2 separate regions of the Homo sapiens genome follow, and region 1 is linked to region 2. A link is a contact called in ENCODE Hi-C data. All regions are on one chromosome and are shown on one strand. The core of a region is the stretch at or near the end of the contact, and the rest is flanking DNA. Distances in the headings are between cores, read along the strand shown. Region 1 holds the start of STK38 (serine/threonine kinase 38). Region 2 overlaps C6orf89 (chromosome 6 open reading frame 89).

Evidence for each region. Hi-C counts contacts between places; a loop is a spot of excess contacts on that map. Pooled maps may share reads with other maps.
Region 1: a loop to region 2 is called in a pooled map, with 11 times the contacts of the local background. The contact joins the promoter of STK38 here to the enhancer-like site in region 2. A Hi-C loop is called at or near these places in 6 of 50 pooled maps.

Annotation. Positions count from the first base shown.
Region 1 is chr6:36,545,348-36,548,851 of GRCh38, forward strand. It overlaps STK38 (serine/threonine kinase 38), which reads right to left and starts at 2,132. Exons shown (of 14, transcript NM_007271.4): 1 at 1,843-2,132. RefSeq lists an enhancer at 1,667-2,190 and a silencer at 1,938-2,277.
Region 2 is chr6:36,910,683-36,913,961 of GRCh38, forward strand. All of the region lies in intron 4 of C6orf89 (chromosome 6 open reading frame 89), which reads left to right. Among named protein-coding and RNA genes, the nearest start is that of C6orf89, 26 kb to the left of the region's middle. Within about 2 kb of position 1,494, at least 7 of the 41 ENCODE cell types and tissues checked have a DNase peak (open chromatin) inside an H3K27ac peak, as active enhancers do.

The DNA of each region.
Region 1 (3,504 bases), core at 882-3,381, 360 kb before region 2:
TCAAAAATGCTTTGACTAATTTAAGTAGCTGGCTTGCATTACTACCTAAACTTTTAAAAAGATCAAAAGGACATTAAATGAACTCAAAGATGCTCAAATATTAGACCAACAAATTCTTAAGCAGAGTGTTTTTCAACTTTTAGAGTTTCTAATATAATGATAAAGACTGCACTCTCCTTCCCTTTGACCTTTCTTTAAACCCTCCTCCACTTCCTCTATTGTAATATAAAAAATTTAGCCTAATTCTAATATCCTTTAATCAAAAGATGTAATTAATATTGCCCTATAGCAATTCATAGATTTACTGGGTCAACCAACTTTTCTTAAGACAGGACTATCCATCAGGCTTTCCACAATTCAAGCCTTCCTGCCCTGACCTAGAAGCCATTGGAGGCCTTTGCCCCATTTGTTTCATTCTTCAACTCTGAAGAATTAGGAAATAATAGGTGGCTGAGGAATTCTTCAAAGTTTTAAAAAATTAACAAAAGGAACTGATCCTCATAAAAGTCAGGTGTAAGGCCTGCAAACTCAAAAGGAAGTCAAATGAAAACCATTATGTGATTCAATCTATATGGTTATGCCTGGCTAACTGACTGACTTTACAATGGTACTCTGTGATCACTATAAACAACCCTCTCTCAACAATATGGACTTTATTTCTTTGCGACTGACAATCCATTATCTTTCATTTGGACGATTCAACATTGGAGCTAAGATTATTGCTTAAGTCGCATGTCTAATCTCTCCCACTGAACTGTAAATCCTACTAAACTGTAATCTCTACCTACACTAGAAAGCAAGCACCATGTCTTATACTTGTTTTAATATTCTTCCCCCATTTCATGCACAGTGCTATGCACTTAGCACCTTAAGAAAGATTAACTAGGAAATATACTCATTTTTGATGTCCATTCCTAGGAGTTTATGTGTGATGGGGGATAGGGCTGGGACATGAAATGGTTTGCTATAGCGTTCTCTCCTCTTAGGAGGAAGCTGGTATCTAACGTTTAGGGTGGGGAGGAGAGCCTGTTATCGAGGTGGTGGTTGTTTTATGTTTAGGGAAACCAAATATATTGCCTGGCTAATTCAGAGGCAGGGTGAGCTCAAAGGGTGGAGACACTCAGGGTCTACTTCACTCCAACCCTCCTCGGTGCATTTCAAACAGAACAAGTTTCTCTCCGAGTCTTTTAGTCGTTTCAGAATGAACTGAGAGATCTGGTCTCTCTGCCGGCCGTTCTGCCCGCTTTCTGACACAGACTTTCCTCTAAGCCCTTACCGACTTTTTCCTCTGGCTGTTGCTTTTCCACTCTCTTCTTAAGAATTTTCCCTGCCTTTTCCTGTGATTTGAAGCTTATCTGAAGCCCAGTATCCTAAGACTAACGGAGAAAGGAGCCGACTCAAAGATACCACACCCCAAGGGGGGCTTTCGACATCTCTGCCTCAGACCACAGTTCACAGACCCCAGAAGAAGGAAAAGGAGATAAAAACCGGTGATGACCGAGATCCCTGAGGGACTGACTGGTGGCAGGGAGCAGACAAAGGTGGCAACATGGAAAGGAAAGCCTGGCTCCCGCTCCAACTGCAAAAGGAGAAAGATAAAGGATGGGGTGGAAAGGCTGGGACTGGAAAAATGTGGAGAGGGCCAACAAGGGGCATCTGGAGACGGGGGAAGAAGGGGGTTAAGGAGAGGGGCGGAGAGAGGCCAAGAGGCTGAGAGGTTAGGGCTTGAAAGAGGGCGCCGGCGAGCAGGAGAAAGCCCAAGAAGGAGTCGGAGGTTGGGGAAGGAGGAGATAAAGGAAAAACCCCGGGATGGAGTGAAGACGGCGGCAGCAAGCAACTCACCAGAGCCCAGGGAGAGGCAGGGCTGGGGACGGCGGAGAGCCGCAGACGCCCCTTCGGCCAGTAGTCTCGACTTGAAGGCTGGCGAAGCCCCGGCGGCGGCAGCCAACGAGCCAAAGACGGGAGGGGACGCGTGAGGGACTCTGAGACAGGGGGCAACAGGCGGTTACGGGTGAGGACAACAGGAAGCGTTCCAACTGCCGGAAAAGACGCGAGCGCTGAGGGGCCAAGGCAGCCCGGTCCCCCGCCGCGGAGACGGGCTGGCGCGGCAGCCCGGGGCCGAGACTACGCATGCGCGACTTCCCGGAGCGGCCGGGATTGCGGAACTGCGCTTGCGTGGCCCCGCCCTGCCCCTCCCTTCACCCCCTGCCTAGGGCTGGCTGGACCTGGGTGAGGCCAGATGTGTGAGTGTGAGGCGGTCTCGAAGTAGGCTGGGCTGAGGGGGAAGTTCCATTGTTTTCTTTTGTTTTACTTTTTACTTCGAAATAATTATGGACTCACAAGAAGTTGCAAAATTAATACATACAGGTTCCCTATACCATCACCCACCCAGCTTACCTCAACATTTTTCTTAAGATACAACATTCTCAAAGCCAGGAAATTGACATTCGCACAATACAATTAACTAAACCAATACAATTAACTAAACCAATACAATTAACTTCATTACAGACCACACTCGGATTTAACCTGTTGGGTATGCAGTCATGTGCGTGTGTGTGAGTGTGTGTGTAGTTCTATGAAATGTTGTCACCTGTATAGTTCCCACCCACCCCCCTACCCCGTGTAGAACAGGTCTGCTGGAGCCCTTGGCCCCCCTCCTCTTCCTTAAAGTAAGGACCTTACCTGGGATAAGGTGAGCTCTCATAGGTTTGGGAGGTTACCCAGCGGGCGACCCAGTGTGGACAGAAGAAGGTGCTTTTCAAGGCCACCCAACTCTTATTCTGTACTACTTTTGGGGGTAAAGAGGTCCCAAGTTTAATAGCCTTTGGGCACTTGTCGTTTCTTGAGAATGGAGCACAAAGCCCTCAACTACAAAGTGTCAAGCTCCTGGAAACTAAGATGAACGAGACATGGTCCCTGACTGCCTGCAAAGGGGCCATCTAGGGAGAGAAGGAAGCATGTGCTGCGAGTTATTCATTCATTTCATCTTCAAAGCCCAGTTTCCTTTTGTCTAGCCTCTTAACAAAAATCACTTCTCGCCAGGCGCGGTGGCTCCTGCCTGTAATTCCAGCACTTTGGGAGGTCCAGGTGGGAGGATAGCTTGAGCCTAGGAGTTTGAGACCAGTCTGGGCAACATAAGGAGAATCCACCTCTAAAAAAATTTTTGTAATTGGCCAGCATGGTGGCAAGTGCCTGTGGTCCCACCTACTGTGGAGGCTGAAGCAGGAGGATTGATTGAGTCCAGGAGTTCAGGGCTGCTATGAGCCATGATCATGACACTGCACCCCAGCCTGGGCAACGGAGGGAGACCCTGTCTCAATCAGTCACTACATACATATCAATCAATCACTTCGCCTTTCATTCTCTCTGCCCAGAGGCCCTTCTCCCCAAATGCCTGTTGTCAAAGTCCTACCCATTCTTAAGCTTTTAATAATAGTCCAAGATGTCTGCATAATGCTTTACAGTTTACAAACAACTTTCACTTATTTAATCTCACTTGGT
Region 2 (3,279 bases), core at 244-2,743:
TGCCACTGTACTCCAGCCTGGGCGACAGAGCAAGACCCTGTCTCTAAAAAAAAAAAAAAGGCTGGTCTCAAACTCCTGGGCTCAAGCGATCCCACCTCAGCCTCCCAAAGTGTTGGGATTACAAGCATCAGCCACCACCCATAAATGTTTTATCTTGTTAAATTTATTGCTAGTTATTATGAATGAGATTATTTTCCATTTCAGTTTTTAACTGATTGTGGCCAGTAGAGTAAGAAAGCTATTGATTTTTATGTATCTGAAAATCTGTATCTTGTATTCTGTCACCTTATTAAATTCTCTTTTTAGTACTAACAGTTTTTTACTTGTGTTCGCCTCTAACTTTCAGTTCCCTCAAGGAACACCACCTCCAAGTTTTTCTTTTAGTTTGCTATTCCTACTTTCTTTTTCTTTCTTGATTTCCCTTTACTGGGTTTTCTTCTACCTGCTTTTTAAAGGGATCTCCACCTGGAAATCCCAAGAATATCTAAAGCTCTGAATAAAATTAAAATTAAATAAGTTAGGCTGGGCTGGGCGCAGTGGCTCACGCCTGTAATCCCAGCACTTTGCAAGGCTGAGGTTGGCGGATCATCTGAGATCAGGAGTTTGAGACCAGCCTGGCCAACATGGTGAAACCCTGTCTCTACTAAAAATACAAAAATGAGCCAGGCTTCGTGGCGGGCACCTGTAATCCCAGCTATTCAGGAGGCTGAGGCAGGAGAATCGCTTGACCCCAGGAGGCGGAGGTTGCAGTGAGCCGAGATCGCGCCACTGCACTCCAGCCTGGGCGACAGAGCTAGACTCCATCTCCAAAAAAAATAATAATAATAATAATTAAATAAATTATAGTTAAAATAATTCTCCTAACTCTTAGGTTAAGAGCTGCTCGGTGCTAGCCCATGCAGCACCTTTATACAAATTCGAGGAAGGTGCCCCTTTCTCCTGGTGCTTTACTCTCATCTCCTGGGAAGACTGTCATAATTAACTGATTCTGTTGGAATATGACACGCTACTACAGAAAAGTGTCATAATAAATCTGCAGATGACGTTCCCTAGATGAGCACTAATGACATAGGTGATACCAGAGATCTGCAGGTTTATTATGACACTGACCAAGAGGACAGTATAGTGCAAACATTCACAGTAGTGCTCCTTGGGGCTGTAGATTTCATCTTCACTGCTTCTAGAATCCACCCCTTTTTTCCATTCCCACTGCCTCATTCATTATATTTCACTTCTCATCACAGTGAACCCCCCCCCCCCGACCTTTTCCCTAAAAAAGGGCAAAACCAAAATATAACCAGATCTTCCTTTTCCCAGCCTCTCTCTTCTAGGGCACCCTAATCACAATCCAGAATAATCTTCCTAGAACATCGAGAAATTCCTGCTCAAAAGCCTCCAACAGTTCCTCTTTTTGTTCTGAGTAGAGCCAGACATGCTTCAAGCCCTGGAAGCCCTCACCACATCTTCCTCTGCAGCCTGTTTCCTTACCCAAACCCCCACTGCACGCCCAGCATCTGCTGTGTTCTTCCTGCCACACTCTGGCACCTCAGGAACTTCCTATCACCTCTAACTTTCAGTTTGTTCATCCACAGAATGAGAATAGTGATTCCTCCTCAGTAATTACACAGTGAAAATTAAATGCTATAACATGGGAAAGTGACTAACATAGGGCAAGCACTCAGTGCATTAGCTTGCTTTCTCCTTCCCCTTCCATCGCAAGTACTTTGGAAACCGAAATGCTATATAATTGTAACATGTTGTTATGATTATGCCCCATGGTGTGTCCATTACCCAGAGCTTTTGCATATTGGCAAGAATTTATCATATTTGACACTGAATAAGAAGCATTTGAAAATATTGGAGAAGAAAAAATGCAACTTTGCAGCCTCAGTGTGCCACTGAAACAGGTGGTACTAAAGGGTTTTCAGCTACCCCCAGAGTACTGTGGGAGGAGAGGCGCCCTCCCAGGAGCAGGGTGTAGCGGTAATCCTCTGACTAATAATCTTCCTGCGAGTTGAGACTGGCTGAGAAAGGTAGGTGGCAGTTGCCTCCAGGAAACACAGATACTATCTTCAAGAGATGGAGGATGCTCAGCAGACCGGCCAAGAACAAACACGGTCTTTCCCTGACGAGGATTTCCTATGCCCCACTACTACTGCCTCAGAGAAAACAAGCATGTAGTGCTTACTGCCAACCACAGAAAATGTTTTGTGGTTAAGAGTCAGTTTCCAAGTATGTTTATTGGTTTAAAAAATTGACTTCGTTTCAGCCACATTTGGTTGTCTGTTATCATTTGTCGTAGGCTCTCTCCTGATTTGGTTTCCATTGGGTTTTAATCAGAACCGTCTTCTGAAACGTTTTAGATTCAAAGCAGAGTTTAAAACAAACACATCTCTCAGAGAACCTAGACGAAATCCAAAATGGAACAGAAAGTAAACAAGAAATAATGAAATAACATTATAAACAGCATGGTAACAGAGGGAAGCTGGGAAAGGCTGTGCAGAAACAAGAGCCCCTCAGAGAAGGAGCCAAACCAGACAGGCATGTCAGGGAGCCGCTGTCACACAGCAGGGTCTGGGTTGGGGGTCTTCCATTTCTGACCAGCATGTGGGGCTGGAAACTATGGCTGGCGGCCCCACCCCCTCCTGAGCTGGGATAGAGGGCTGTCTTATGGACAGATGCAATTCACTTTATTCCAAAGATGGCTCCAGAAAAGTCCTGTCTACCCTCTCCATCCCTTTCCTCTTCTGTGTCCTTTTCTCACTCTTCCTTCCCGGAGTCCTGGCTCCCATGTGTACTTGTGAAGCAAGGGTCTATGCACACATCCAGCATGTGTGAGAAGTGCATTAGGGCACAGCGATAATAGGGGTCACCCTTCTATCCACACCAGCCCCCCTGTGCTGTAGACGTTTCAGCCATATGGGTCATAGGTTAGAAAATGTTGGGGGAACTACATCTTTAGCTCCACATTGCTGAATGTTTTTCCTAGCTGTTATGCTTTATTTGTTGATTTGATTTAGGAAATGCATGACAGGTTAAAAGATATTTTCCACAAAGTGTAAAAAGGTATACAGAGAAGAGTACCTCTCCTTCCTGCTCCTGTCCTCTACTCCCTCCTCAGAGGCTGCTTCATATATACCTTACCTTTTCAGCGGTCTCCAGTGCTTATCATTGTTTGTTTTTAAAAATTATTATGGGCTGGATGCGGTGGCTTGCGCCTGTAATCCCAGCATTTTGGGAGGCCAAGGTGGGCAGATCATGTGAGCCCAGGAATTCAAG